2 separate regions of the Mus musculus genome follow, and region 1 is linked to region 2. The links are chromatin loops, found by intact Hi-C in ENCODE. Cell type or tissue: gastrocnemius. All regions are shown on one strand. Links, peaks and the distances in the headings refer to the core of each region. The heading gives the core; the rest is flanking DNA. Region 1 holds the start of Bpgm (2,3-bisphosphoglycerate mutase). Region 2 holds the start of Tmem140 (transmembrane protein 140).

Region 1 (16,195 bases), core at 4,629-12,628, 380 kb after region 2:
CATCATTATAATCGATTTTAGAACAGTTTTGTCACCCAGGAAGCAACTCAGAATCAAGACACTCGCTGTCCTCGCAGACTCCAGGCGTCCCCAGTCCTGTCCGTATGCACGTGTTCTAAGTTCTGTCTTGAGATTTACACCTATTCTGGACATAAAGATTCATCTTTATTTATGTGTATGCACGTGTGGCTGCATGAATATGTGACACACGTGGGGGGGCCCTCAGATGCCAAGAGACAGATCCAATCCCTTAGAATTGGAATGACAGGCTGCGTAGGCGCTGGGAGATGAACTCGGGTCCTCTGGAAGAGCAGGCAGTACTCTTAACTGCCAAGTCATCTCTCCAGCCTCTACTATGGACACCTTATAAAGAATCCTTTGTGCCTCGCTTTCCCACAATGCAATGACCTCACCATTCATCCAGTACGATGCATATAGTACTTCACTCCTCTTCACTGCTGAGAAAACCTCCTCCTCTGTGGCTAGAAAACACTGAATTTGCCCATTCGTTAGTTGGACATTTAAGCTGTTCTACTTTTTGGCTATTATGAATCTGCTGTTATTAAAGTTTGTAAACAAGTTTTAGTGTGGAAATTTTCATTTCTCTTGGGTGTTGATTGAACTCTGTTCCTGGAGAAGGGGGGTGGGGGCAGGGGCAGGGGCGGGGACAGGGACAAAGACAGGGAGGGAGATTGAAGCTTCAACCTCCAGGACCTCAGAATGTGGCCTTAGTTGAAAACCAAATCTTTAAAAGAAACAATCAAGTTCAAATGATGTCAGTGGGCAGACCCCGCCTCAATAGTATGTATGAATGTTTCTACAACACAAAGAAATTTGGACAAGGACCCCTAACCCCACAGGTTACATGGGAAGAAGACAGGAATGATGTCCAAATACCAGGGAATAAATGCCAAAGACTGCCAGCAATCGCCAGCACCTAGAGCTGTGAAGCTGGACATAAGGATAGCCCTGCCTATCCCTTCAAACTTACGACTTCTAGACTCACAAAGTGAATTTCTGTTGTCTTAGGTGTCCTGCTCTGGGCCCTTCACAGCTACAGTAGGGCACTAAGTGTGGGGTGGGGGTGGGGTAGCTGGTCTTGAGAGGAGTGCACTGGACCCCTTTAGGAAGCTGCACATTCTTGTCCAGAGCACATTACACTGCTTGACTGGACAGTTTTTAAAAAATTATTAATACATTAAAATTTTCCCTTAATTGTAGACAAGATTTTTGGTTTTGCTTTGTTTTTTGTTTGTTTTTGAGACAAGTTTCTCTGCATAGCCCCTGGCTGTCCTGGAGCTTGTCTGTAGACCAGGCTGGCTTGCCTCTGCCTCCCAAGTGCTGGGATCAAAGGCGTGCACCACCATCACCTGGCATGTAGACCTTTTTTTCAATGTCTAACCTCACCTCCAGCAGATATTTTCCCTTCACCTCTACCATGGTGATTGACTCCTTCATTACCAATGGTGAGGCCCTTTTCCTAGCTCCCTTACAAAGATCATTCACAAACAGTAAACCATCATGTGCTGCTGGGGGTGGGAGGCGGGATGGGCATCTAGGGATACAGAACCATCTTCAAGAGCCACATCCGTGTAGACGGGTGAGGAGTAGATAGCACTAAACGGCAGGGAAACTTCCTCCTCCTCCTCTTCTTCTTTTTTTTTTTTAGGGCTCACTCACCTAGCTAAAAGGAACCCCCTGAAGGAGTGGTATTTTCTTTGGGGAAGGGAGCCTGGCTAAAACATGATATAAGTACCATCTCTCTAAAAGAAGTTGTGTAGAATATAAATTCTGCCAGAAACATTGAAATTTTAGATTTCAATTTGTTTTTCTAACAGGGCCCTCAACTCTTTTGAACAATAAATAATTATAGTCTGTCAATGATACAGTTACATATAATTTAATCATATTTTGATTTTCCTGAATAATTAAGAATAGAACCTTATACATTCTTGAATAAGTAAGTTATATACAGACACAAAAGGATAACCACCATGGTTATCCGATAAACTCAGTAACAGCTGATAAAGCTTGTAGATTCTAGACCTCCGCATGACTAGTGGATGTCAGGTATCTAAGTGGTCAATCGGGTCTAGATAATGCCCTAACAATTAGAGCAAGCTAGCCATACAATAAAATGTTCACAGTGCCATCATCTCCCAGAGACCCATTGCTCTGGGGTCAGCCACCTACCCCTGCTTTTCTCACAGAGCTTCAGCCCTTCCTATTCTGTAGGAAGACATGGAGTACAAGAGTCAAAGGGACAGCCGTGGGGGTGAGAGAAGGGAGAGCAGGAGTGAGGAAGTCACCCTCAGTCACTGGCACCCCAGAACGGATTGCCCAGAGTCCTTGTGTTAGAACTCAACATCAAGTGACTGAGACAAACAGAAGCCCCTAGTCTTCTCCTTTAGCAGAGATTCGGAAAAAAGCCGTATGTTTGATTTTCCTCCCCTCTAGCATTCTCATAAGCAGTGACTAAGCCTGGTCTGGAAAACGGCAACTAAAGAACTGCTCAGGAAATCCACGTCTGAAAACACAGCCACAATTGTTTGACATGGGAAGAAAATAGACGAAACTGGATTCTAGATAATTTACTTTAAAAGGCTAAAATAAACTTGTAAAATTGCTTCCTTTCTTAGCCTCTTCTCATTACAGCAGAGGGCAGGTGATCCCTCAGATCAGAGCTCTTTAAAAGTGCAGAGCCCCCAGAGCAGCAGTTATCACCGTAAATGCTCAGAAATGCAAGGTCTTAGATGTACCTCCCCAATTCTGAAACTCCAAAACCCTACCGCTCCGTCACACTGAACTCCCCGCATGTGTCTGAAAGCCTCAGCTTCAGCCACAATGAGCACCAAGAACTACAGGAGTTCTGGTTTCTAGAACAATGGCTTCTTAAATATGAAGTGACAAGGGGCGTGAGGTAGGAGGTGCTAGAGGGCAGCACACTGTAGCTCGGTTTCTAGAATAAGACCCAACCACAACTCTTAGCAAGCTCTGAAGCAGGACAGAAAGCCAGTACCTTCCAGATGTTTCAGGAGAGCTCTACTGCTATTCCCGTGAGCAGATATCAGAATGCTTTTGCCCTTTAAGATTTCCGGAGCAATCCTTTCCTTCCAGTAGGGAAGAAGTCTCTCCAGAACATCCTTCAAGCTTTCTGAACGTGGCAGTTGATCCAAGGGCACATCGCACACTTTGTACCTCCGGTCACTGTAGATCTCGTGGAAGTAGGGATGAGACTCCTCTATAGGAGGTGGGGTCACGTTGTAGCTTCTCCTCCAGAGCCTTACCTGCTCTTCACCATGATTCAAAGCCATTTTCTCCCTGTTGAGGCCAATCAAGGCTCCATAGTGACGCTCATTCAGACGCCAGGAGCTCTCCACAGGCACCCACTCCTGCCCCAGCTCTTCCAGGATCAGCCAGGCTGTGTGAATGGACCTGTTAAGGATGGATGTGAAGACAAGATCAAACTCGAAGTTGAGAGCTTTGAGCTGCCTCCCACAGTTCCGAGCCTCCTCCAGTCCGTCGTTGTTAAGTTTCTGGTCCACCCAACTACAGAATCGGTTCTCCTTATTCCATTGGCCCTCTCCATGTCTTAGTATAATAAGTTTGTGCTTGGACATGCTGGTGGCTGAACTACCCTGGGGTTCTCAATGGGATGATGTTCAAGAACAGCAGTATATCTAGAAAAAGAAGACAAAAAATACATATTATATTCCTCCCTCAAATGACTACCCAGTCACGGAGAACAATTATACAACAGCCAGTTTCTAAGATAAACTGAAATTCCTTTGAACAGTTTTGACATCAAACAGAACTGGTGATCACACACTTTGGCACATATAGAAACACTCTTCAGATAATTACAGACAACCTCACTGACTTACATTTTCTGATGGCTAGATAGCATGTTAATTGCGTGACATAAAATGACAACACTCCGTTCTAATGGTGGGTTTCTACCCAAAGTAAGCAGTTTATGCTTATTAAGGAGAGGACAGCACGGGATGCGTTCTAGATCTCAAAACGAACGAGTAGCTGGGAACGCCCAGCTTCCAGCAGCTGACGCTACAATGAAAGCATCCTTCTCTCTTGGGGTTTTCAGTGTCTTTCCAGCCTTACCTCATTGTGGACATTAAAAAACATGTTACCTCAATGAAGTACTACATCTATGTCAAACATCTTTCTGACAGGCAGCAACCAGCTCTCTGATGCTACAGGCTCACAGATCTAGGGTATGGGAAACACTCATACCCTATATAAAAGGTATAGTTCGGCATTCAAATAAAGTTATAAATGCTATAAAGTGTCCTTAACAAGAACAAATGAAGTAGTCACTGAAAGCAAATTTTCACCTGCTGTTGGCAGGAATAAATCCGGGTGCAAAACAAGCTATCAAATGTAAACAGCTGAGAAATGCTGTCTGCAGGAACAGATTAACAGAAACAGGTCCTTGCGAGTGCAGGGAACCACACTGATAAGGCGGCCTTGCCTCCTCCTCCTCCTCCTCCCCTGTCCTGCAGAAACTCGACTCACATCAGCCACATTACTGTGAGGAGAATCTACTAAAGTTGGACAAGCAACTCTAAGGCAAGTCCGAGCTCCCTTATGCTGTAGCTCCTGCCTAGTCTGTCCCCGGAGAACCGGGAGAGCCGGCTGCATCCATCCGCCTCTGAAGAGTGCTTCTCCACTGACACGCGATGCTCGGCTGGCACTCTCCATCTCCACCCCAGGGGTTTTTTCCACACTGGGGAGCAAAGATTATATGAAGACTGGGGCCTGCCTGGCTTCTGCATTCTTGGCAACTTCCAGTAACTGGAGATGTTCTGTCCTGCTTAAGCTGTGATTCACCCACAGTTATATAACCACCAGCGACAGAGTTCGGTGGCCTCTACCTGGATTCTACTCTTTTTAAGCAATTCCTGGAGAGTCTGAGGGGGAAACACTCCAATGAGATGAGGCTTCAGGAGTAACTAGCGGTGACTGAAGTGGTTTGTAAGCAGCTGGAAGGCTACCAGGATTAGGATTCATTCTTTCTTGCTGAACATCAGGTTTGGCTTTTGGTGCATATGGAGTAGAGATGCACCCAATGCTGACAAGAACAAAGGCTCGGGAGGAAGCACCTCCCATGGCTGGGCAACTGCAGAGTGACAGCACAATGCCTGTCCTCTCAGCCTTAGGGGCCACTGAGGTGGCAAAGAGAGAAAGGGATGGAAGTCACCTGGGCAGTGCTTTGCCCGTGACTATGTCCGGGAAATAATCACATTGATAAAGCCCCAGCTTCGCTTGGGAAAGACCAGCCAATGAATTCATGTGGATGTGGATGGTACAGAGTTAGACCTTTTGCTGTGTATGGATGTTTTCCCAGCGTGTATGGCTCTGGCTGGTACCACTAAAGGCCAGAAGAAAGTGGCAGATCCAGCTACAGACAGTTGGTAGTCACCATGTTGGTTCTAAGAATAGAAACCAGGTCCTCTGGAAGAGCAGCCGGGGCTTTTAATTGCTGAACCATCTCTCCAGCCCCAAGAAAGGTATTTTTATGTTCTTGTTTTCAAAAGTCTCTATCAGCCAAGTAAGAGATGCTCTAAGCCCACTGAAAACCATATCCAATCTTGCAAATCATGTGTTTTGTTTTGTGGGTAAGAAATGAGAAGCATGCTATCAACTGTTCCTCTACTTCAGCCTTTACTTTGGCATGCCAAGTAAGAAGCCTCCAGGCTAAACAGAAGAGATTTTCCTTCAAATGAAGACCAGCATCTTCTTAGCATTAGCTGTTAACTTGACATTCAGAGTCGCTTAGGAGATGGGCCTCTGAGCATGCCTAGGGGATGACCTTGACTGTGTAACTGAGGTTAGGAAGACTCGGCCGCTGTGTGTGTTGGGGGTGGCAGTGCAGGGGGGCACTCCCTGCCTGAGACCCAGGACTATATGAAACGGAGAACACACACCGGTACAGATGCATCGACTCGCTGCTCTCTGCCCTTGACTGTGGATGTGAAGTGGCTGCTGCTTCACATTCCTGCTGCCTTGATTTGCTTCAAGTGATGAACTGTAATCTGGAATCCTGAACTAAATAAACCCTTTCTCCTTCAATTTGCTTTTATCTAAGCATTTTATCACATCATTGAAGAGGAAACGAAGATAGGCATGGGGACAAATTCTATAAGAAAAAACACTTCTCAATCAGTCTTGGTTACAAATTATATCAAGGGAACCAAACAAGTATCGATGGTGTTAGCAGTACTCAGCCATCTACCACCAAGCCTCAGTACTCAGACACCTACCACCAAGATCCAGTACTCAGAACCCTACCACCAAGCTTCCTGTCTTTATCTGCTACAACTTGCTTCCATGTTTTTGGAAACAAAACAAAACAATTCTGACTTTCTTTTTACTGAAAATACACGTAGTATAGCAGAACAGTATTACAGCCCCAAACCTATGCAAATACACTTTTCCCTTACAGGAGGTGAACACAGGACACGGTACTAAACTAGAGCATCCATATCAGGTAAAATAAACTTCCTACTCTCTTATTTGGTACAACTAATTGCCTATTTAACCAGCTGGCGAACATGTGCAAAGGCACTGTTGAGTTTGTTAGCTTTAAGACCCCTCTTAGCATCTGTTGAAGCTGGCCTATCACATGTTTAGCAACAGATATGAGATGCTGGTCAGTTTGACAAGTTCAAGGCTGGGGCTGCAAACAAACTGATGTGTGCAGGAGAGACTGCTGGACCACAGGCAGGGCAGGAGTGCTGACTTCTGAGGACTGTGTGAGTATTGGAGGCAACTCTTAGGAAGAGATGGCGCTTTTCTGTAACCTGTGTCCTTTCTTCCTCAGCACAAGGCAGTGTGTGTGTGTGTGTGTGTGTGTGTGTGTGTGTGTGCGCGTGCGTGTCTACACAGCCATTTCAGAAAGTGTACTGAAACACAGGACTACGGAGGGAAGCTTAGCTTGTCACTGCTGCAGATGAGCCTCGCCAGGCCAAACAGGCACTGCAGCCTATGGGAAAGCTACCTTTGTAACTGAGACCATGTTCCTTTCCTCCAAAATCCTAACCCAGTCCCTTAAAACCCCTACCAGGCTTCATTTTCGCTCCATTCTGTTTGGGAAAAGCCACCACCCTGCAGCTGGTTCTTGTGGCTGCTGTTTTTAATCTCTCAGCAAGTTACGGACACCAAAGTTAGGCACTGATTTTTCAATCAGTAGTTTACGATCAAAAAAAGTCTGCATAGGTGATTGGATTATTATTTCCTAGAGTTTCTTCCTTTCACTGTTTATTTAATGAGTTTATTTAACGTGTTCTGCCTGAATGTCTGCCTCTGCACCACATGCAGTATGCCTGGTGCCCACAGAGACCAGAAGAGGGCGTCAGATCCCCAGGTCTGGAGTTAGACACAGCTGTGGGCTGCCATGTGGATGCTGGGAACTGATCCCAGGTCCTCTGGAAGAGCAGCCAGAGCTCTTAATTGCTTAGCCATCTCTCCAGCTGCAGCTTCTTACTTTTAAGAGTATGGTCTGCCTGAAGAAACGTTTTCTAAACCAACATAGTTCTACCCGACTCTAGCTTGTCTTGCCTTTCCTTTCTCTCCACTGTTTTCCCTTCTTTCCAGACATTTCCTTATTGTCATCTAAGGGTAGCTGTGTGTATGACATAGGTGTGATGTAATTTTTATTTTCCTGTAGCAATTGTTCTCTTTGAGGCTTACTGCCTCAGTCTGCTAACTGAGTCCTAGTCCTGGAAGCTTCTAGACTTCGTACAGTCTTATCTAGGCCTAGAATGATTTCAGCCTCTGAGTCTTGCTGAATAAGCTCGCCCTTTCTACTTCTGAACTCTGGCAGGCTGATTCAACTCAGCTGTTCTGGCTCAAGCTCTGCTCCAAGCTGACTGACTCAATATGGCTTTTCTCTCTCAGCCTCTGCTTGGCCTCAAACTCACTCTAGCCATCTGTTCTGATCTTCTGGCTCCTTCTCATTCTCTGGCTCGTTCTGTCTTCATGTGTCTAGCTTGTTCTCTTCAACCTGTCTCTGTGCAACTGTCTCAGGAAACCTGCCTCCTTCCCCTCTCCCTCTCTCTCTGCACTGCTCTTAAGCAGCTCCTCTTCCTCTCTCGTGTGGAAGTTGGGCGTGTCCTAGCTCTGACTCATTCTGTCAAATCTTCCTCTAATCCATCACTTTGCCTGCCCCTCAGTTAGAACTCACTTCCAAACTAGAGTGTTTCCTTCTACAAATAAACCTTACCTTTATTGTTTGGGATTAAAGGTGTATACTAAAGGCATGTCTGTATTCCACCCAGAGGGATTAAAGGTGTGTGCCAAGGGCTGAGTCACACCACAACTAGAAACAGTTGGGTTTTGGGTTTGTTTTTTTCTAGTAAATAACACAATCTCAAAGTTCACAGTGTAATCAAATATCCTACAACACATGTGTGCATGCTTTATATATGTGTACATGTGTGTGTGTGTGTGTGTGTGTGTGTGTGTGTGTGTATACACAGGTCAGAGGCTACTGTCCAAGTGTTTTCCTCTATTGCTTTTACATCATCATCATCATGAGACATGACTCCATATTAAACCTGGATCTTACAGATTGAACAAGACTAGCTGTCCAGGAAGCCTCAGGGATTCCCCCGTCTCAGCATCTCCAGTGCTAGGATAATAGGCATGCACCACCAAGCCTAGCTTGGATGGATGGATGGATGGATGGATGGATGGAGGGACGGACAGATGGATGGACGGATATGCTGGGAATCCAAGCTCAGGTTTTCACATTTGCACAGGACTGTGCCATCCCCTAGTCCTAGACGTTGTTTTCTTCATCCTCTGACTATGAAGGTATCTACAAATGTGTGCCTTGCCTACCTACTCTACTGAAGTGATTTCTCAAAAGACCATGATTACTCACGCCTATGTGGAGACCATCTTCTCTCAGGGCACCTCAGTCTGCTGCTCAGACTATGAGTTCAGTCCTGCATTTCCTCCAGCTTTCCTTCTTTTACACTCTGGTCTTGGATCCCACCCCAGCTATCGGTGGTGGTGGTGGTGGTCTTAACCACAGCAGTTTATTCAGAGTGCATGTTCAAACTCTCAACTACTATCCATGGGGTACCTCCCATTGTGCCCACTTTACAGATGCAGAACTGAAAGGAGTAACCTGCCTAAATTAGCACAGGTTGTAGGTGGCAGAAGTACAAGTCAGTCTCAGTTGTCCCCAAGGAAACACCCATGCCCTGAACCACTCTGCTGCACTGCCACACTGGAACCCCAGGCTCTGGCCTCAAACCTCGAAACCTCATTTTTTTTTCTCACTCCTTTCAACACGTTAAAGGGAATGATTCACATTCTGCAAGCCAAGCCCTCACCAGCCTTCCCAGCACAGTCGATTGATTCACTTTTCCAAACGTGCAGCGATGCCACTTGGGCCCAGCACAATGGTCAGCCTGTGAGGAAAACAGGCTCCAGCCTGGACTGTGCCTTCAGAGCGGCAGTGAGGAAGGCTGACTGTGTGCACTTGCCACTGTGTCACTAACAAGGAAAAGTAAGTCACACTGGCAGAGGTTCTTTATTCTTAAAAAAAGAGGAAGAGGAAAGAGAAAGCATCTCTCCCTCCATGGACACAGCATTACAGAGGGTGGATTTGGAAAGATATTTAAATTTAAGTTGATTAAAAGAGAAGTGGAGTTCTGGCCTAAGGTAACAATCAGGAACAGGTGCAGAGAGAACAGGAGGCCCATTCAAAATGGCGAGAACTAGAAGTAGCTGACTATTCCCTCTGATTTGCCTAAAACACTATTGCTTTATGCTTTTTTTTCCTTCCCCAACATAATTATTACTAAGGCCCCTTTCACACCTAGGTGTCCCATTTGGAAAATTATATGGTCACTCTGTCATAGGGTATAATCAGGAAGTAGGCGGAGACGAGGCTAGAAAGATAAAACTGAATAGAGGCTCAAGGAGGACCTTGTGCCAAAGAATGCCGACTCTTATGTAAACACTGAGACCTCATTAGAGGTTTAATGGCACACATTTGAGGGCCAGGAAGCATTCACGCTCACAGAGAAGTCTAAATATTAGCTGTGGGGGGTTTTGCAGGAAACCCTGGTGACATACAGTGACAACCTGGGCCAAGAAGACAGCTGCTGGAAAGGAATAAAGATAAGTGAGAAAGAAACTGTAGTTTGTTTAAGATGCTGGCAATATTCCCTGTAAAAATCTAAGCAGTCAATTTTTTTTTAGCTTTGCAGACTATATGATCTCTGTCATAATATGTACAGTTGTACAATTTTGTCTCTGTAGCTGCAAGTATCTGTACGCAACACGTGAGTAAATGTGATATAATTTGATGGTGGCATCAAAATTAGAATCTCATATCATTTTCACATGATCTATTGTTATCAGTAGGCTAATTTCAACAATTTAAAATGAAAAAAATCCATTTATATCTTGTGGAATTTATATATATATATATATATATATATATCCAGAAGGCTCTGGTGTGCAAATCCCTGCTTAGCTAGACCCCATACATGGATGTGCTCCCAACATTATAAAATAGCCAGCTTATAAGTGAGACCTTGTCTCAAGGAAATGAAACAAAACAAAACAAACAAGCCAAACCACCAGTTTGTACCCTTAGCCAGAAAGAACTGCAAAGTGCCCTGGGGAATGGAATCCCATTCAGAGTTGTTTTATTCCTCACATAAGTCAGCATTGAGCACACTGAAGTCAGAGTACCCAGTCTGTGCTTAATTCAGTATTTAGGAACAGGTTCGAGGGGGGGAGTGGGGGGAGAACTATGGGGAAATGATTCACTTGTTAGCCTCCCACAAACATGGGCTCTCGTTTGACATACCCTCTTTGTAAATCATGTTGCAGTACACTAAACGTGAATGTAGATTTGCTCAGGAGCAGGACCTAACCAGTTGTCTTAGCAGTACAGGAAAAAAAAAAAAAATCAGGTAATTCAAAAGACCTTTTGCCAGTTATAACGAAGACCTTTCATTATATCTTGAAATTTCATCTCTATATTCCATATATTCTATATGTTGAAATTCCATCTAGATTATGACACCAAAGTTTTTTTCCCTATAAATGCCACCATGAAGCTGTGCTTCAAACTTCAATTCTCTTGACAAAGCAGAAACAGAAAGAGCTGACAGGCTGAGTGACAGGCACGTAAAACCCTCGGGTCTGCCCTTGGGTCTGCCGCATGGCCCACATTTGCATGTTATTTCCTCCATCTGTTTACAAATTAACAGCGATGGGACTTTGCTTCCTCCCTCCCTCGGCGTTTGAAAAGTTAAGTTCGCCTAAGACTCTTGTATCAGAACTCGGGGAAGAGACAGTTAAGTCACAGGGTAAAGAGAAGCCCAAACTTCTACTTCTCCCATTTTCAAACTAACCATAATATGTCAAGTAATATCAAATAAGGGACTTGGGGCCAGAATCTCTCAAATCTAGAACTTACTCTTAAGGATTAAACATTTAAAACCCATCTCAGAGTACTCTGAGATTTTCCTTGGTACAGATCCTCACTGTACAGTTCTCAGCAACCATTACTCCCCACTGTACGAGGCAGCTAGCCTTACGGAAGATGAGCTGGCTGTATTTGAGGACAAGGAGAAAGACTACTGATGCCTCTCATCAATTACAAAGGAAAGAGGCAAATGAAACCCAGCATTTAATTCCTTAGGGTTTCAAGTGTCTTAACAAGACACACCTTCCCCAGACTCAGGCTGTTTAAACATAAACTGAGTCCTGGCAGCACTTGAGATCCCACTATTACTTCCCTAAAAGTTGATGTGGTGATGTGGTAACTTTCCCACTTGTGTGTGAAGTGCTAAGAACACCCCTGCAGCAGACTCTGCCACTCACAGGCATCTCTCACAAAAACCTTACATCACACACACACACACACACACACACACACACACACACACAGGGTTACAAAAGCAGCAAATTACAGCAGGTAGAGCCCTCTTTACATGAAAGAGTTACACGTGTGTAGTCGTGAGATTTGACTTTGCCTGAGCCGAGGTACTTGCTACACCCTGCTAGCAATCAGCAGTGTGGGCACCGCCCACTCAAGAGTCTTCTTTTCTCTCCCCAGTTACTGCTCTAGGGTGGCAGGCTTGTCAATACAAACTGTGTCCATCAAATCCCAAAAGCTCACAAAAGCCTGCGCTGGAGCACTGTTTAGCAGCTGACTCACGGTTGGAGAATGAATACATTCAATTCTTTGAACACTAAGTTATAACAAAAGCATTACTCCCTTAGGAAATATAAAATTAATTGTGGTGAGGTACTCTAGCAAACAGAGGTAGAAAGGACTGGGATTTAGCTCACTCATGCAGATTGGTACAGACCACAGGCCTGTCAAAGTGATTCTACTGGGCTAATGGTATGGCTAGACATGAAATCGAGGAATAAAGTAACGTGAAGGGAAAGGTTAAACAGGAGACTTGAGCAGGAGAGAGCAAGCAGCAATCGAATGTGCGAGAAGGGGAAGGCGGAATGAATTATGCAGTCCTAGAAGCACACCAAATACTATTAGAGTGTGCAGTCCAAACACGTTAGTAAAGTCGATGTTACATTCACATTCTATAAAGTAGTTTATTGCCATGTCTTTCTAAATGGAAGGGTTTTGCTATTGATATCTTTGGATCCAGGCTCTGGCTATGTGGCCCAGGCTGGCCACGGTCTTGCAGCAATCCTCCAGCCTCAACCTCCTAAATCCTGGGATTACAGGAGCAAGGCACCATGCCCAGATGTCAATCCCTTCGCTCTCTTTCTCCAAACACCGCCTCACGCTTGGCTTCAATTCCAAGAACATCCGAGAAGCCACCAGTGCAAGCATGTTGCCCTCTGTTCTCTAGGCATGCAGAGTTAGATGCATGGATTATGAAGTTAGATGTACCAACCACTTCATAAAGTGAAACAACCCTATTAATCTCACAAACCATAAAAGGTGAAGAGGAAGAGAAACTTAACACAAAATAGCCAAACACTTAACAGTTGCCTCTGAGTAATGAGATTAAAGATGACAATTTTGGGGGGCTATACTAGATTTCTATACTCTCCTTTAAAAAAATATTTTTTTTACAATGATCTGGTTAGTTTGGTTCAGTTTAAATATGGGCACAAAAGAATATGTCCTTGAAGCCGGACACTTTTATTTGCTATAGACTTCATACAGAGGTCAATACAGTGAGAGTTTCCTTGTAGACATGATAGTGAAAAATTGTCTAATTATCTTTAATTTTACATAGCCTTTAATAAAGGCATGGGCCTTAGAAATGTAACTTCTGCCTTTTTAAACGATGTGGAAACTGGGCTGGAGAGATGGCTCAGTGGTCAGGAGCACTGGCTGCTCTTCCAGAGGAACTGGGTTCCCTTCCTAGCACCTGCAGGGGGGCTCATAGACATTTGCTCCAGTTCCGGGGGGGGGGGGGTGGTCCATGGACACTAGGCGTACACAGAGTACACATACATACATTCAGGCAAAAAAATCATACACATAAAACAGTCTTGAAAAAAATGTGAAAATTGGGCTGGAGAGATGGCTCAGAGGTTAGGAACACTGCCGGTTCTTCCAGAGGTCCTGAGTTAAATTCCCAGCAACCACATGGTGGCTCACAACCATCTGTAAAGTGATCAGATGTCCTCTTCTGGTGTGTCTGAATACAGCTACAATGTACTTATATACATAAAATAAACAATTCTTTTAAAAAAATGTGAAAATTCAGTTTTACAGACAAACTAACACGACTTTTATTATAGAAACGTTTGTACCTGCTGCTGAAATGTAACCATTTACTTTTTATTTCCTCCCGAAGGCGTCGGAATTCTGTTAGTTAATATTCTAGAACCATTTCCCCCATTCACGGGCTATAAACCCTTCCTAATTTGGGGGGGGGGGCTCCATCCTGCAAAGTCTAATAATAAACTTCATTACAATTTTGCATTTCTTTTGACTTACTGTAGTGAAATACTTGCTCCTACCCCTTAGCACAAAAAGAAATGACACTTTTTGGCCATGATAGTGGTGGTCGGGCGTGCACGCGTGTGTGCTGGGGAGGGGGTAGTGTTCCCCTGAACCCGGAATATGGTTCCTGAGACTCCTGAATATGCAACAACCTCTTTGCCTTCCATGATATTTCCCCCCTTAACTTACACTTTTAGGATCAAGGTCTGCCTTCGCCCTACACCTGCTTCCTTCCAGTGAATCCACTGGCTAAGACAAGTAGCCACACCTGAGCTATCCAGGAGGTAGAGTTTAACTTTGCTAAGCCACCATCACTACAGCTCTGGGTTCACACACCATCACTCCAGCCGACAGAACTCACTGTTCCTGAGAGATGCTCGCTGAGAAAGGGCCAGCTGAGAGCTGGGGTACTCGGGAGGGTCTCGCTTGAAGCGGGCATCAGGTTCCCACCAGATACTAAAGCCGGGCAAGGTAGCAACCGGCCTTCTCACGATAGAACAGCAAGCCACTCATGAAAGAAAAGAAATCCTCACAACTGTAACAATTACAACGAAGCCACTCACCTGCAAGGAAACTACCAGTAGCAGCCGGTCCTCGGTAACGCCGTGCTGCAGACGCCAGTGAGGATTCATCGCTACAGCCGGCATCAACGCTCTTTTGTAGCCTAGAAGCCAAAATGGTCAGAACCGATAGCGCTGGGTATTGGAAGACAGAGTTGTCACTCATTCACGGCCCCGCCCTCTGGCCAGCGACCAGCCGGAGGTTCTTTCCGGTTTCTCAAGTCCCTGGGGTAAGAAGGGAAGCTATGATTGGTTTAATGAGGAAACAGACGCACGGATAGACCAATAAGATGGTAGTTTCGGACATAGGCAGGCGGGCTTTAGTCGTAGAGACCCAAACCCCTGAGCATCGCCGGGGCAATGTTTGTGGGCTGCTAGCTTTGCCGTCCAGAGACCTGTTTGAAGTTCTCGAAATTGAAACACACCTGCTGTGAAAAGCGGGTCAGCAGATGAAGGGATACTTCTTCTAGTTAACGGAAAATTTCAGGTCCTACCTAGGCTGAACCCGGTAGATCCTCACGAAAGCTTGTTTGGCACGCCTGTGCGTCGAAAACAGAGATTAAAATGAAAACCTTTAAAGTGTCCTATTTACAGATAGTCGCTCATTCTTACTTTCTCCTAACATTATGAAGAGAAGAGAAGCGAATAATAGGATATCCTAAAAGTACAAGAAGGGCGAAGAGGTTAGAAAAGTAGAAAATGGTACACTACAGTTTCTGAAATTAAACCTATGAAAATGCCAGCTTGTCACTCGGGTCTGGTACCAGAGCTGGAAGCTACTAAGCAGGCTTGAACTACCACACAAGGTCTGAAACGTGTGTCAAAACGTGAATGAGAAAGATAAGAAATGTTATGTGTGCCTGAGCAGACGGGAAAATTCCCCTTCTTGGTTTCTGAAAGCTGTTCCACTTAGTGTCTTCTGAACTCACCTAGTTAATTCTATAAACAAGTCCAATAAGTTTGTGACCAGCTAATGGGTGCTCAGATCAGTTATTTAGGATGAAAATCTTGACACACCATGAACTGGTGTCATGATGGCCTGCTTGTAGCAAGCTGTATGTCCCATTTATGCATTTTAGCTCATGATAGTTGCAGCTACCCCTTTCTGAGAGAGCGTCTCTCAAGGACAGTGAGTTCTGTCGGCTGGAGTGATGGTGTGTGAACCCAGTGCTGTAGTGATGGTGGCTTAGCAAAGTTAAACTCTACCTCCTGGATGGCTCAGGTGTGGCTACTTGTCTTAGCCAGTGGATTCTCAGGTCAGAACAGCTGGAGAAGGAATCTGCCCAATCGTACACACCTGCCAACCTGTTCTTCCTCTTCTTCATGAGGGCAGATGGACCAGAAAACATTTCCGCTGCCCTGTAGTATCAAAGCTTTCTCCTCAGGAAGGGTAACGGCAGCCATGCAAAACCAATCCTAACAGCCATACAGCATTTGACATTTGAGGGTACTCTGAACCTTAGGATGCCTGCTCATTTGATTTACTTTGACCTTGTTAGGAATACTCAATAACACTAGCTTGGCATATAAAACTTTACAATACTTGTCTTTTAGAACTATTCACCAGGGTCACTAGTGTGTACATTGTTATTTTAAAAAAAAACAAAACATCTTTACCTATGATGCTCTTAGGTGGGATGTGAAAGCGAGT
Region 2 (14,601 bases), core at 4,254-12,253:
ACTCAGCACAGGTCCTCTGGCACCTTCTTGGAGCACAGTTGGAACCGAACCCTTGCAATCCCATAATAAGCCTTTGTAAGACCGGACTAACAGTTCTCCCACTGGTTCTTGTCCTCCTTATCCCGTGGCGGGAACCTAACCGTGGCCACAAGCAAGAAGATGAGTAACAGCTGGGCTAGGCATAGAGCTGGCAAGGCAGGCCCCAGGAAGGAGAGCCTGAGCCACTTCCACACGAAGGAGAGGAAGAGGCTTAGTCCTCCGGCCAACAGAATGGAGGATGCCGCCAGGAAGCACACGGCCAGCCGCCACTCTCCCTCATCTCTGTTGTACTGGGCAAGGAGGAGAGGCAGAGGGACGAACACTGTGAGGACCAGGGCTCCATACACACCGAGCCTGGCCAGGGCTAGTCCAACCTGAGGAATGCCCAGCACGTCCAGCTCGGGAAAGTTGTAACATGCTAGGGAGCCCATGTCCTCCTTCCACAGACAGAAGTTGTAGAAGCCGATTCTCAGGCTAGGTAGGTCAGCGAGGTTGCCAGCCTTCCAGAGGAGAGCGTAGAACATCAGGCACAGGGCCGCGGCCAAGAGGATCATGATGCCCACGAAGGGCAGGTGGTTGTTCCGCCACAGCCTGGAGAAGGCCATATCTTCTGCTGTTGCAGGGAGACCTGGAAAAGGTCACAGCAGTGAATATCTAGCCCTTTCCTTGTGTTTACAAGTTCCCATTCTTTCTGTCCTCATGAAGATAGGAGGTCCCAAGTCACAGCCAGGTCCCAGTCACAGTGGTCCACTGCTTTGAGGTTAGAAGGAACTGGGCAGCTGTGGAAACCTGAAGTATCCTGAGCCGCAGCCCTCAGGTAAAGGGCTTTCCCGCAGCATGGATATCACAGGCTGTTGGGGGCTCTCTGAGAGTGTCTCAGGTCCTCATAAAGGTGGGTTTGCAGGTGTGAGGGTGAAGGGCAAGCCTCACGGTTAGTTGGGACGGCAGCTTGAGGTAGGTGCGCGAGGCTTGACTGAGCCTAAGCTCAGTTGCTGCTGACAACCACTTAGATGACTGCAGAACTACCCAGCTAGGCTACATGACAGTCAGCCCAGTGTCTGCAGGCTGGGTGTGCGTGGTCAGCAAAGCTCTATGGCTCAGTTGGTTGGATGTGAGCCTGAGTGAAGGATCAGTGGCCTGTGCCTCCTTCCCCGTTTAGGGAACTGAACCTCTCCTTGGGTGAAATCACACTATTGTATGATGTTGCTTTTAAAACATGTCTGTCTGTCCCCTCCTCCCATAACAACAGTAATCTATTAGTCTAGGAAATTCTGGAAACTTTTTAAAAGAAAAAAATTAAAATAACCCTTTATCCTACCACCATAGTAAAACCACTGTTCATATTTCACAGACATTTCCCCTATGTGATTATATGTCTTTAAAGCACAGTGTTTTTCACTGACTGTTGTGGGCATTTTTTCATAGCTGTTGAGATATATTTTCAAACATGATTAATGGCTACATAATATCTAATCCATAGGCCGACTATGTATTGCCAGATGGACCTACAGATGTCAAGCCCTCTCTTTAAGTGTATATCAAAGAGCCTATTTTACCACACTCTCATTACTTAGAAAAATCTTTTCATTACATTTTTATTCAGAAGGACTTTTCCCAATTGCCTCAAAAATAGTAGTCTGCACACTGCCCTTTTCTATGTGCATTTCCCACTAAGGAATAAAAGAAAAGACAAACAGCAGGGGTGACGAGGAATGCAGAGCTGGGAACCTTGTGAGACCCAAGCACCAAGGCCCACATACCAAGTCCCAGGGGCTAATCCACAGAGCTGGGTGCGGCCCAGCATTGGTGGCTCCGGGGAAGGACCCACAGACCCTGTGGATCTCAGGGGACTCCTTGGGGAAATGGCTCCTCGCACACGGTGCAGTACAGTCTCTGTGTATCACGTTTGTTTTACAGGAACCAAAAGGAATTAAGAGAGAAAGAATGTTTGCCAGCCTTAAAGAGGTGGGGTAGGGGCGAGTGGGAGGAGGGGGCATCCTTTTCAAGTATTACACAACAGGGATTCATTGGTTGGCTTTAGCAGCCACCTGGCAGTAGACAAGTAAGGTTAGAACATTGAGGTCTGAATCTACATTGCCTCTACCCAGCATCGAGCGGTGCCTGGTTCTCATTGTAGCTTCCCTCCAGTGGAGCCCAGAGGCCTTGTTTGAATGTACTAGGAATTCTTGAAGCAGTGATGCTTGTTCCAGAGGGATTTGCCAAGACTAAAAGGCAGCTCTTGTCTGTATGCCACTAGGTTCGAAGGATGAAATAATTAATCCATGCAGCCGTGGTATGGAAAAATTCCCAGCATATTTTAAATGGTTTTGGTCATTTGGAAATTTTTTTGCCAAGTCTATATGTGTATTTTAAGAGGGGTTAGATATTTAAGGATATGGGGTGCGTTTCTGGGTGGGGAACTCCTGTTCACCCAGTGGTGCTGTAGGAAATAACCGGTGCACAGCCTGCATTCCCAAGAAACAACCAGGATTCGAACTGGGAGCCTCCTGTTTGGATCGTGTGTGTTTAGGTTAAACAGTACCACGCTTGAAGCTCGGTCAGGCAGTGAACTTGGCTTCTCAGAGGAGGCCAGGGCCACCTCAGCACAGCTCCTGCCAGGACCCCTTGTTTGTGGCTTCATTTTTCTCCCAACTGATTTTTTTAGAGGTTTTGGTGGGTTATTTTGTTTTGCCCTGTTCTGAAATAAGAGTCTCTCTATGTAGCCCAAGTTGTCCTCAAACCTTAAGATCCTCTTGCCCCGTCTTCTGAAATGCTGATTACGGGCATGTACCGCCATGCCTGACTTCCCAAAAGTTTGCCGTGGAGAGCAGAGCAATGGAAAACAGGAGGGGAAGGAACCCAGGCCCGGGCATGTGCAGAAGGCCTGCCCTGGCTTTGCTCTGCCTTGGGGCAGGCAGAGTTCAGCCCTTGCTCCTGTGCCTGGCTCTCTAGCATCTGGTCTGTCCTAGAACTTGAGTTTTACTGGGACTCAGGTCTCTTTGTCCTCTGCCCTTACTTTCTTGTGGTCAAGCTTTTCTGCCCAGGCTGTGCCCACGCTCAGCCTCTCTCCAGCTGCCTCAGGAAGGCTGGAAGCTGGAATAGATACCGGGATGCAGTGTTCCTGAGGGACAGTCTTCATCTGTCCCATCCTCAGAAGGATGAACGCTTTGTGGAATGAACGAATGCAGATGCCCTCTGGTAACCTTAGGCATACACCGTGAGAGGCAGCACATTCTGAGGGGCTCTGTCCATGGCTTGCATTTTACCCCCAGTGTTGGGGCGTCCGTTAGACTTTATACTGGAAACCCAGAGTTCTGAGGCTGGTGACTAGCCCTTCTTTCTCCACTTCCTTGTCACGGTGCCTATATACTTGGTTGAAAACCTGATGACACTCTCTTAGCTGTCCCGGCAAGTCTACCTCGTCCTGGTTTTTCTAACAGCCCTGGCAATCACACTGTCAGCACAAAGGACCCCAGTTTCCTGTAATGATAAGCCTCATACTTCCTTCAAAGAGCAAGAGGCTCTCGAGACTGCTGAGTCACCGTGGGCACTTTTAGATGAACTTCTTCTTCCTGTTTGTAAGAAAGCAATGCATCCTGGTTTCAGAAAACTATCCAAACATGTCAGAGTGTGGAGAAAGATTAAAAAAATCATCTGTAACTGCTGGTCAGAGTGACCAGTGAGCGCATCTTCTCGAATGCTCTGCAGTTAGGGTCGCGTCCATTCACGAGTGTATCTCCCATATGTCATTATAGCGTGCATGTTTATATCTTGGCAATTGCTTCCTGTCACCTTTAAGGGCTTCCTGGAGCTGTTAGGGCTAATAGGTTTTTATAAATGATTCTTTACATTTCATAATCTTATGAATAATGCTATGTGAAATGCTTGTGAATACATTCATCTTTATAGCAGCTTAACAATAAAAAACAAACAACCTTGTTTTATGTTCTGTGTGTGTGCCCATAGCACAGGTGTGGGGCAGAGGGCCGCTGGCAGGAGTCTGTTCTCTCCTCCCACAGTGATGTGGGTTTCCAGACCTGGCGACTATCTCCATTATCTCGTTACTCACCCAAGCCATCACCAGGCTTGAGCTTAACTCGTAAATTCCACTTTAGCGATGAGGTCACTACACTGCCCAGGCTGGTCTTGAGCTATGGCCTCCTGAATAACTGGGGCGTGGGTATGCGCTGCCTGCTGGCAAATGCCTATCTGACCCCGACCTCTCAAGTGTCGCCTGTTCTTGAGTCACCTCATCTTGGATATTGATGAGCCGCTGCTATTCAACGCTCCCTTCAGAGACAGTAAGGTTCAGCCTCTTCAAGTGTTTACTGACCGTTTGTATCTCTTTGGTGGAGTCTCTTTGCTTTTGAAAGACAACGTTTTGAACTCGCGCAAGGCCCTGGGTTTGCTCCCAAAGCTACGGAAAAGGAACCATCTGGAGTTTTAGCTTCCCTGTCCTGTGAATGCTCTGGAGGGCAGAGGCCCCCAGGCTTGTCCCTGGGCCACAGTAAAGCAGAGACTCCCTGCTGCACCAGTCCCCAGCTGGAACTCCGAGCTGAGCTTCCAGTTCATGTGAGTTTGAGGGCCACGGCATGAGAACGACCCAAGAATTCGGTGATTGAAGTCTGCTTGATTTCCTAGCTGTGGAAAGAGGAAGGCCAGTCTGAGTTTGGGGTTTGCTTGCTTGCTGTTTAAGCATTTCTAGAATTATCCTAGTGGAGAATGGGCTAGTGATCCAACGGGCCATGGCCACGAAATCATTTCACTCCGAATTATAGTTATGTTCTTGTCAGGATCATTTTAAAAGTGAAACCGAGAGAGACCTCAGATCCCTGACCACTGTTTTAACAGCCTTAAGGGTTGGTAACTCAGTGTCTCCAGCGGGAGAAGCTGCGAGTGAAGCAGAGAACCTCCGCACAGCGCAGCCTTGTATCTGCAGCCCTGGCTCTAAGACGACTACCTCCCCCCCACCCCGCCCACCCCCCCCCCCCACCCCCCGTGAGGAACACTGGACAAGCATGGAAAGGCAGGGAGGCTGTTGCTTTTGACACTTGCTCCGAGTTCAAGATTCTGAGTGAAACTGCAGACTGCTCACAGTACCTGATGCTCCCTGTCACAGGGAAGGTTCGTAGCACCAACCTCCATAACTTAGCTTATTAAACCTGACAGTTGTCTCCTTCAATGCAAAACTGGTGATTATCTAAACATCAAGGGCTCCCCTAAGCATACACTTATTTATAACTTCTAGTCTGTCACTGCCCTCATCACGATTCAGCTAGCACGGTCGGTATTTGAGAATCCTTGAGTTCCCCTTTCTCTTCTTTGTCTCACATGGAAACAACCTGCAGTGTCTGGTAGTTTCACAGGTCCTTCCCCAGTGTCTTGTGGGATTCAGGTCTAGATTTCAGAGGGCAGGGCTAACTAGCTCCCGAGACACACCAGCCTGTCACCTCTTGTGTTCTAATGACGTCCCCATGAACTTTGTCTTCTCTACCTCGGCTAGCCCCACAGAACAAACCTATGCTTTGTTGTTGTTGTTTCTATACTATGCAGAGGATTGAAGTTCCTCCACAGAAAGTCCCCACAGCCGGTGTTCCCTCTCCAGAAACACACCTAGATGGCTAACATCTGATTCCTTCATTGGCAAGCCTCTGCCTGGCAGGCGTTCGTGGGCCGTGAGCGAGTTCCCAAGTAGGGTGAGGATCCGCTGCTACTCCGGAGCTCTTGTCTCTTGGGTGACATTAAAAATGCTCCGGCCTTCTTTTTGTTTCTTTAGCAGACGACCCCTCCAATTGTCACTACACACCCTGCCTCAGACTTCCAGTCCTCTTGCTGTCTCCTCCTCAGTCGCCACAGTGGCCTCCCTGGTATTTTCTGGAAACCTAAGACAAGCTGAAGACTCCTGCCATTGTTTCCAACCCACTCCCCTTTCAGGTCTCTGCTCAAATGACTGCCTGGGATTAGACTCACCTTCCTTGCTTACCACTGGGGAAACTGCAATGCCCTTCTCTTCCGTGAGCCCTGCCTGGCATCTCATCCCTGCTCATCAGCACGTCTGACTGTCTGACAGAAGGCACTCCGCTTACCCCATCCTCCAGGCGTCTGGACCTCCAGGGCAACAAAGGCTTTGTCTGTTGTTGAGTTTGCTTTGCTTTCCTTTGTTCTCTGTGTAGACAGATGAGGTCTGACAACAGCCTTGGGCGTGTCAGTCTTTCTTTAGGAATGTGATCCACCTTATTTTTTTGAGACAGGGCCCAGAGATCACCCATTAGGCGAGGCTGGCTGGCCAGTGAGCCCTAGGGCTCCATCTGGCTCTGCCTCCCAAGTGCAGGGGTTACAAGCGCAGGCCAGCGTTCTCAGCTGTTTATGTGGATACTGAATGTCAAACTCAGGTCCTTACAACTGCATGGCAAACACTTTCCCAACTATGTCAGCTCCTTACTTATGTTCAGTTTTCCCTCCTTCCCTCCCCACTTCCCTCCCCCCTCCCTCCCCACCTCGCTCTTGCTCTCTCTCTCTCTCTAACTCTTTCTGTGTATGTATGTATGTATGTATGATCTATCTAAATTTTTTCTGTTCTGTCCTTAATACCCAAGGCTGCTCCTGGCATCTAGAATGCACTCAACAAACATTCCCTGGATGGCAGGCATGGTTGATTGGCTGTCAGTGGCAGCACATGTCACACATCACAGCACACACAACTTCTCATAAGTTCCTTCCTCTTTCTTTTTTTTTTTTTTTTTTCACTTGCTTCACTGTCCTCTGGTTGTTAAAAAAAATTACTCCCACAACACCTGGGTTCAAGTCCCTCTCCTGTCACTACAGTCTCTGGGTCTGCATGGGACTTTGGGAGACAGAGTTGGTATTTCTGTGGTTGAACCAGTTCTGGGCACATGCTAAGTGCACGTGTGTCCTGTGATCATGAGGCTGAGGCAGCGATTTATGGGGAGAAGAGTAAGGTGGAGGCTGAGGGTGGTCGTGTGAGCAGTGAGGGAAGGCAGAACAATAGGCTCTGACAGGCTGCAGGGAGAACAAGTTTGCCCATTTCCTTGTCAGAGAGGCCGCTGGCCTCCTGTAACTGTGTTTAAGATTAGTGTCTGTGGCTTAGGTGTGGCTCTCAGGGAATAGACAGGAAGGAGAATGGGAAATGTGTCGTGCTTCCTTTGGCAGAAACATGAGCCCATGTCCTAGTTTCTCAAGACAGGGCTAGGGCAGTGCTGTGGCCTGGGTGTGGTTAGTAGTGTAGGTGGCCTCTATGGAATGCTGGAATGTTTGCGTTCACCATCAGTCTGCTGTGTAAATAAAAACAGCTTGGCCAGCAGAGATAGGACTGTACCAGGGCACTGTGACAGAAAGCCAGAAGCATGGTCCAGGCTAAGGCGTGGACAGCAAGAGTTGAAGTAACTGTTTAAATGGCTCCTTTAATATTAACTTTGTATTTGTTCCAATGTTTTGCTGCTTATTGGCATTGGGTAACAGATAACCTAGCAAGGAACAAAGGTTACAGAAACTTTGAAGACAAAAAAGCACCCTTAAAGATGAGTCCCACCTCTGTCTCTCTGTATTGGTAGGTCTCCCAGCATGCTTAGAGGCAGCCGACTCCTGGGCTGAGGACCAGGCTTCCCAGGACCTGGTTCTGCTCTTGAGCTCTGCCGCTCTTCCCTGCAGTTCTGAGGAGGGAACTGTGCCATCCCCTTCCCAGGCTAGGATTTCATCTCCTGACCCCACTAATGATGCATTTGGGAGGTCCCTGAGCCAGGAGCCCTGGAGAATCAAAGACACGAGGAACAAACAACATTCCCCTGACCCCGACTTCCCCCGCAGATAAGCTTGTGCTCCACTTGGAAGACATACACTACATAGAGTTTTAAGAAGATAATTTTGAAAAGATTTAGGGAGGATCTAAACAAGGCTAAGTGAGGGGGAGAGAAACCAGCAGGAATAATGGTTCCATATCACAGGGCTGGGGAACAGCCATACACATACTGGAGATACTAGGTTTAAGGCCTAGTTTCCATTAGCTATAGCTAGCTGATGCTAAACTGGCTTGTTATTAACAAGCCAAAAAAAAAAAAAAAAAAAAAAAAAAGCTCTGAACTATTTTAGGACATTATGCCATATGCCAAAATAAATTTCACATGGATTCAAGAATGAACCAATATAAAATAAGATCTAGAAAAAAATAAACTCTGATTTATGAATAAGAAAGTACGTTCTGAACTTAAAAGCACATCAAAACTACAAGGAAAACTATAGATTTAGCTATTTTTTTAAAAAAATGGAAATTTCTGTGCACTAGTAAAAACAATACAGAATTAAAAGTCAATGAGCATGGAGAATATCTGCCAAAAATGTGAGATGATAATACACACAATGTATGGAATGTTCATGCAAACATCAAGAAAAACACTGCGCTGTGTGAAACGGGATTCGGTAATACAAACAATTCACAGAAGAATGAACCTAGCAAGAAAAAAAAGATCTGTGTTTTTCCAGTGCCTCCAAGGTACGCTGGGTAACCTTCTTCTCCCTAAAGACTGTAGCTAGCATCCTCAGTGACACTCCAGATGCCAAGACTGGCTTCCTAACATGGTGACTCTGACTCTAAGGTTTGTGTTTTTGGCCAAATGACCCACTTTTACCGCCTTACCCCTAGGCAGTATCATAGAAAGGATGGAGTACTACAATGTCAGGCATAACGGAGGTCAGTTGTGTGTTAGAATGGAGAAGCAGCTTTTAGGAGCCAATTCAAAAGCACAGGGGTGGTCAAGGCATCCCTAGACAGGTGCACAGGAGAGAGAGGAGGCCATGGGTGGTCAAGGCATCCCTAGACAGATGCACAGGAGAGGAGAGGCCACGGGTGGTCAAGGCATCCCCAGACAGGTGCACAGGAGAGAGGAGAGGTGGAGAAAATCAGTCCTGTGGTGTTTCCCAGTGAAGGCCACATTAAAATGTTCCCAGAATTACGTGCTGTTGGTGAAAAGTGAGATTATAGAGCAAGCCACCATAGCCTTAGTAATTCGATAATGTGGGGACTAAAATAGCAGCTTAGAAAACGGGATGTGTGAGGCCTTGCTCCAGGCGCTGACTCTCAGACCTGCGATTAGGAAGACCCAGAGAGGAGGAAATACTGAAAACACACTTCAGCTGTCTCTGAAAGATTTCCCCCCACCCCCCCGTTTTTTTTTTTTTTTCTTTTCTCTCCTATCCAACAACTTGATTTTACAGATTAAAGAAGTGTAATGGGAGTTATTAATCAGCCAGAAAAGATAAGAAAGGAAAGAAAAGAAAAGAAAAGAAAAGAAAAGGAAAGAAAATAAAAGAAAAAGAAAAAGAAAGACCTGTTTCAAGGGACAATCCCCCCTCCATGAGTTTCCTTTGGGGGCTGATATCAGGTCTTAAAATCTTTTATGTCCTATAATTCTCTTTTGGACAAGAACACAGATCTTTTCTTTGTGTTTTTCAAATCTTGGTATCAGTTTGGCTGTAGTGACATGTTTTTGTCTGCCTGCCTACTTCTGGAGAACAATGTGTCCCAAAGCCACAGGTATTAATGGTACAAGCTTCCTGAACACCAGGCTGCATGCAGCTACCTGTGTGTTTCTAACCATTTACAGAGTTTTTGAGGCAGAGATGCACACAGTGATGCTTACGAGCATGGGGGCAGGACAGAGGTGAAAGGTTATATCACTCTCTGGGGAGAGAGGAGGCCACCGACACCAAGCAAAGCGTCCCCCCTTGGTTTGTTGCTAGAATGTGGAGTCTGGGAACTTAAACACCTCTTATCCCTTGTGGAGTTGTGGGGGTGTACTTACAAAAACCAACGCTGGAGCCCAGGAACACTCATCAAAAGGTGACACAGGAAATCAGCGTCTGTCTGGGGAGTCGATCTTCTCCTGGGCTGCTTTCTAAAGTCAGGCTCCAGAAACCAGGGCAGAGGAGAGAAGCTGCAAGCAGACAGCTCAGAGCTCCTGGGCTCTGCCTGCACTCGCAGGCAGTCGCGTTCAAGTAAACAGCTCTGAACTTTGGTACATTTGTGCTGACTGATGTCACTCTCAGCTGATTTCACTTTCGTTTTTTAACTTGCCTGTGTCTTATGACTTTTCAGAAATGAAGAGTGTAAACAACTTGTTGCTCATGGGAGCACATGACCCACAACTGGCGCACCCTGCCTGAGCCAGGTGAGGGTCCCGATTTTACTGTGCGAAAGTTGATACCAGCTTCCAGACCTCCAGGGCATTGCAACTCTTAGAGAAACACGACCCAGAATCTTTCTAGGGAGGGACCTTAGTTCACATGGCCAAGCTTCCAGCCAGTGTAGCTCCTGGAACCTGGGTCCCCTCTTCTCATTCCTTTGGAAGGCACCTATGCCTTGGACTCTCCTTTCAAAACTCAACCGATGATCTTGACTGTGTCTCTAGATTGGAAACTTTGCCGTTAGCAAAGTTATATCTAACAGTTATAGAGCAACAGAAACACTGTGTTCCCATTTCAAAGTAAAAGAGAAAGAAAGCTTTTAGTCTTGAGATCGCAGGGAGGGGACTCTTGCCTCCCAGGCTCACATGATCTCTGCAGCTTCAGAACTGGGTGAGCTTGGCAAAGACAGTAGACAGCTCCCAATAGCGCTAAACCCTTGGCGGCTTTCTCTACTTTCTACATGACACCCTGTACCTAACTGGGTCTTGGTTCATCCCAGGGGTTCCCTTTGCCGCCATGCTAGGTTAGATTTCTTGTTTCTGGGTCCCAGGCTTTTCTCTTTTCTGCTGTATTCACTTTTGGTAGAATAAATTCCAGGTGATTTACTGAGAAATGAGGGACACCAAAGGTTTTTTGTTTTTGTTTTTGTTTTTTTTTTTAATTTGTCAAACTGATATCTTTATTCTATTCTTAAACTTGTTCAAAGTTGGATAGAGTATAGTGTTTTTCTTTAAACTTAATTTTCCCATGCAACCTGGAGGCCGAGTTCCATGTTGTCTGCCTTTCCCGTTGCTAGGAAGTTCAGAGCTGGTCTCCTTCCCACTGTTGTCCTTTCAGCCTTTTGCCTTTAAAAGAAAGTGCCATTTTAATGAGGTCTTGCAAAGAAAAAAAAAATGAAATATCAACCATTTTGCCATTTTCAACTGGAAGCCTAAGTCCTCCACTCCCACCCCACCCCCTCACCCCCTTTGAGACACCACTTTTGCCCCTGAACTTCCTCACACCCTACCAGACAAATTTACTCGGGGAGAGTCTCCGAGCCCTTTGCTCTGATGTCTGACTTCCTGAGACCCACTATCTGTGCTGTTCCTGTGGAGCTGCACTTAGGGACGCTGTTGCCTCTTTTGAATGACGTGGCTCTTCTTAGAGTACTGCTGGTACTCTAGACAGTAGTCTGATCTCTCAGCTTGATGATTCGCTCCCACGCGCATCTTCTACCTTATGAAGAAGCTGGGCAAAGGTGACTGGTTCCAGTATGTCCAGCCTGTAAGGTTGGGAAGAGTCTTTGTACTGTGGTTGGGCGGAGGAGCCAGCCGGTGACTCTAACCTCCTAGTTGTACGTGATTGGAGCACCTTGCCTCTGCAGCTTGGAGGGGGAGTGAAGGGAGAGAGGGAGTCACGGTGGCATGCCTCCTTGCCATTATTATGAGGACTTAGTACCTTTACTTGAGTGTGTTTTTGCTATGTTTGTTATGTGTGTGAGTGCTCACACACCACACAGACACTGTGGTTGTCAGAGGACAACTTGCAGTTGTTTCTCTCTTTCTGCGTGAGTTCTGGCGATTCACTTCACATAATGAGGCCTGGAGCAGGGCTCCTTTACATCCTCAGCTGCTCACTGGCCCTGAAATATGGAGCAGAATCTTAGCAGGGCTGATGTATTTGAAATGGATTCCAGAATGATGGTGCCTAGGCTTTGAAGTTGCCTTTTGTAAATAGTGGTTGTTCTCTGAGGTTTATGGGGTTGCTCTTCTAAAGGACTCTCAGAGCCTTCCCATAATTCAGACGTGCCTGGAAAACAGAGAAGTCTCATTTGGCTGAGAGTTGCTTAGGTAATGGCTCCTTCAGACAATTCCTAGATCAGATAAGGTTTTGGTATGTGGAAATTGACTAGCTAAAAGTACCTTTTGTGTAACAATAAAGAGCCCTGCCCATCCCCCCTAAAAAAAAAAGTTTGGAGTTTAGTCCTTGGCAATTAAAACAGCATATATCTGAGTGATGAATGAGTCAAAGAAGAAATACAGAAAGAATTTTTATTTATTTCAATCCTGGAGTTAAATGGAAATGTACCATGCAGAACCCCTGGGACACGTTATGAGTGATCCTAAGAGAGAAAAAAATTTACAGCTCTAAGAACCTACACTAAAAAATCAGAAAGACCACAAATCAATGGCTTAATGCATCTCAAGAATTGGGAAAAACAGGAACAAACCAAACTCAAATCCAGCAGATAGGAAAAAAAAATCAGAGCAGAAATGAAAGGAAAAAGAATAATATGTAAAGCAGTAAATGTAATAAGCTATATAATTGGACTTAAAGACAAAAACCATATGATCATCTCAATAGGTCTTACTCATCTCTCTCCCACTGCCTAGTTATACCATTTAAAGTCTTTGCTGGTTAATCTAGTTACTGTAAATTCCTGGAAGATCTGATGGAGGTTTTCAAGAGAAGGGAATGTTTGGGTTTAATCTTCAAGGAGAAGCAGAGGCTTTCCAGATGTACTGCTAGGTTTACATAATAAAGATAAGACAGAACGGCCTATGGAAGCGCTGCATACTTAAACATTTTAAGTTAAAATTATAACGTGAAGAGCAGAGTGTGAAAACGGCCTACATATTTTTTTTTTTTGTCCTCTACATGTTAGGTATTTATAGCAAATAAGACACTAGGGGAGGGGTTATTAGATGGCTCAGTGGGTGTAGGCACTTGGTGCCAAGCCTAAGCACATGAATTCCATCCCTACACCCACATGGTAGGAGGAGAACTGACCCCCACAAATTGTTCTCTGATCTCCACTTGTGTGCCATGGCATATGTGACCCAATAGTGCATGAGCATAATACATCCCCACCCACGGAAAGTAAATGATGCAATAAGAGATTTAGAACAGGATACCTGCAGCCATGGGTTGTCTGTGGGCTATGCTGCTGCCAGGGGCCATATCGATTGATCAGAGTGCTCTGTGCAGCCATCTGAGGCCGTGGTGATATCTGGGTCTGCACTGCTCCTGAGGACCATGTCTGGGTCCATGTTCCTACTGCAGCAGAAGTCTGTGTTGATGTCTGTGGTCTGTGCTGCTACTGGAGATGAGGTCCGTGGCACATGGGGACACTAGAGATTATGTGGATGTGTGTGTTCTGTGCTCCTGCCGACTGTAATGGGCAAGAAAACGACTTTTGCCTTGGTGTTGATGACTGATGACTCACGGAGAGAGAGACCTAGGAGGCTTCTGTAACAACAGCTAACCCTGGCTGCCAATAGTAACAGCCTAGACAGAAAAGTACTGAAGAGAACTATTAAAACTTGTGATACAGATGCTAGAGTATAGCTCGCCACAGCTGATGGGTTCTGGTGTGGGTGTGGGTGGAGAAGGACTCAATTTCCTTTAAAGGGCTGGCCACTGGGAGTTTGATCATGCCCCAGTGAGTATATGGGCAACACAAATTGGACTTGTTAGGTTTTATTGCTTTTGTTCTTTTCTCTTTCTTCTTCTTTTTGGGTGGTGGTGGTGGGAGGCCACAAGGGTGCATGGGCAAACCTGGGAGTACTTGGAAGGGTGTGAGCTCGGGGTTCATGATGTAAAATTCCCAAATAATACAAATATTATGAAAAATTGATATGGGGGAGTAATTTTGAGGGCAAGGAAAACAGAAAAATAATTAAGAGAATATCTCTGCACTCCTCAGTCTTCTGAGGAGCCAGATTGTTACTTTGCTTATACTCACATAGTCAACTCTAGAGTTTGTAGTCTCAAACTTTTATACATTTGAAGTTTTATATAACAAGTGTCAATTTAACAATTTAGATTTCCACCAGGTTTAGGCTTTCCTTGATTGATGAGAATAAGGGTAAAGCTTTTACTTTACCCTGGTGTCAGTTACCAGGGTGAGAATTCCTAGTGAGAATCCTGAAGAGCTGAGAAGCTGGGCGCCTACACTCACTCATTCCTTGAGCTTCTGTAGTCTTATTTGCATGATACTGAAGTGGGACCTAGGGCTTCCCCAACACTAGGCTTGTAGTTCTCTGTCATTGAACTCAATTTCCCTCCTCTTTGTTTAGCCTTTTGGTTAGTGACAAAACTTCATTAGCTTGCTGAGACTGCTTTTGAACTCACATTATAGTCCAGGCAAGCATTGAGCTTGTGATCTTCCTGAGTCAGGCTCCTATGCAGATGGGATTGTAGCTTGCACCCTGGGACTGAGTGCTCACCACCTAAGACAAATGTGCAGGGTTTGTTCCTGAAGTATCTGCTTGAAGAAATGGCTGAAGGTGTGCCTTCACTGGCTCTGGAAGAATCAGGACTTCTAATCGTTTACAACATTGAATTATAAGTGATAAATGACTTTGGAACCATAATATATTT

The links. A loop is a pair of places that touch in the nucleus more often than their neighbours do. Peaks named below come from ENCODE experiments on the same cell type or tissue, not always from the same donor. Only the 100,000 strongest peaks of a DNase experiment are listed, where the experiment ranks them.
Region 1: it touches region 2 in a loop (2.1-fold over the local background); 2 of 42 quality-filtered maps call a loop at or near these places.

The regions. Positions count from the first base shown.
Region 1 is chr6:34,474,775-34,490,969 of GRCm38, reverse strand. It overlaps Bpgm (2,3-bisphosphoglycerate mutase), which reads right to left and starts at 14,614. Exons shown (of 3, transcript NM_007563.5): 1 at 14,548-14,614; 2 at 3,020-3,680. The coding sequence starts at 3,620. In gastrocnemius, for the core only: no CTCF peak of the experiment used is centred there; DNase peaks (open chromatin) are centred at 7,913 and 9,426; H3K4me3 peaks cover 1,357 bases; H3K27ac peaks cover 3,338 bases.
Region 2 is chr6:34,858,594-34,873,194 of GRCm38, reverse strand. Tmem140 (transmembrane protein 140) reads right to left here and starts at 10,049. Exons shown (of 2, transcript NM_197986.3): 1 at 9,855-10,049; 2 at 1-667. The coding sequence starts at 644. The coding sequence ends at 87. Agbl3 (ATP/GTP binding protein-like 3) reads right to left here. Exons shown (of 20, transcript NM_001289656.1): 20 at 13,736-14,601. Cyren (cell cycle regulator of NHEJ) reads left to right here. Exons shown (of 4, transcript NM_001135611.1): 4 at 1-1,424. In gastrocnemius, for the core only: no CTCF peak of the experiment used is centred there; no DNase peak of the experiment used is centred there; H3K4me3 peaks cover 6,884 bases; H3K27ac peaks cover 7,835 bases.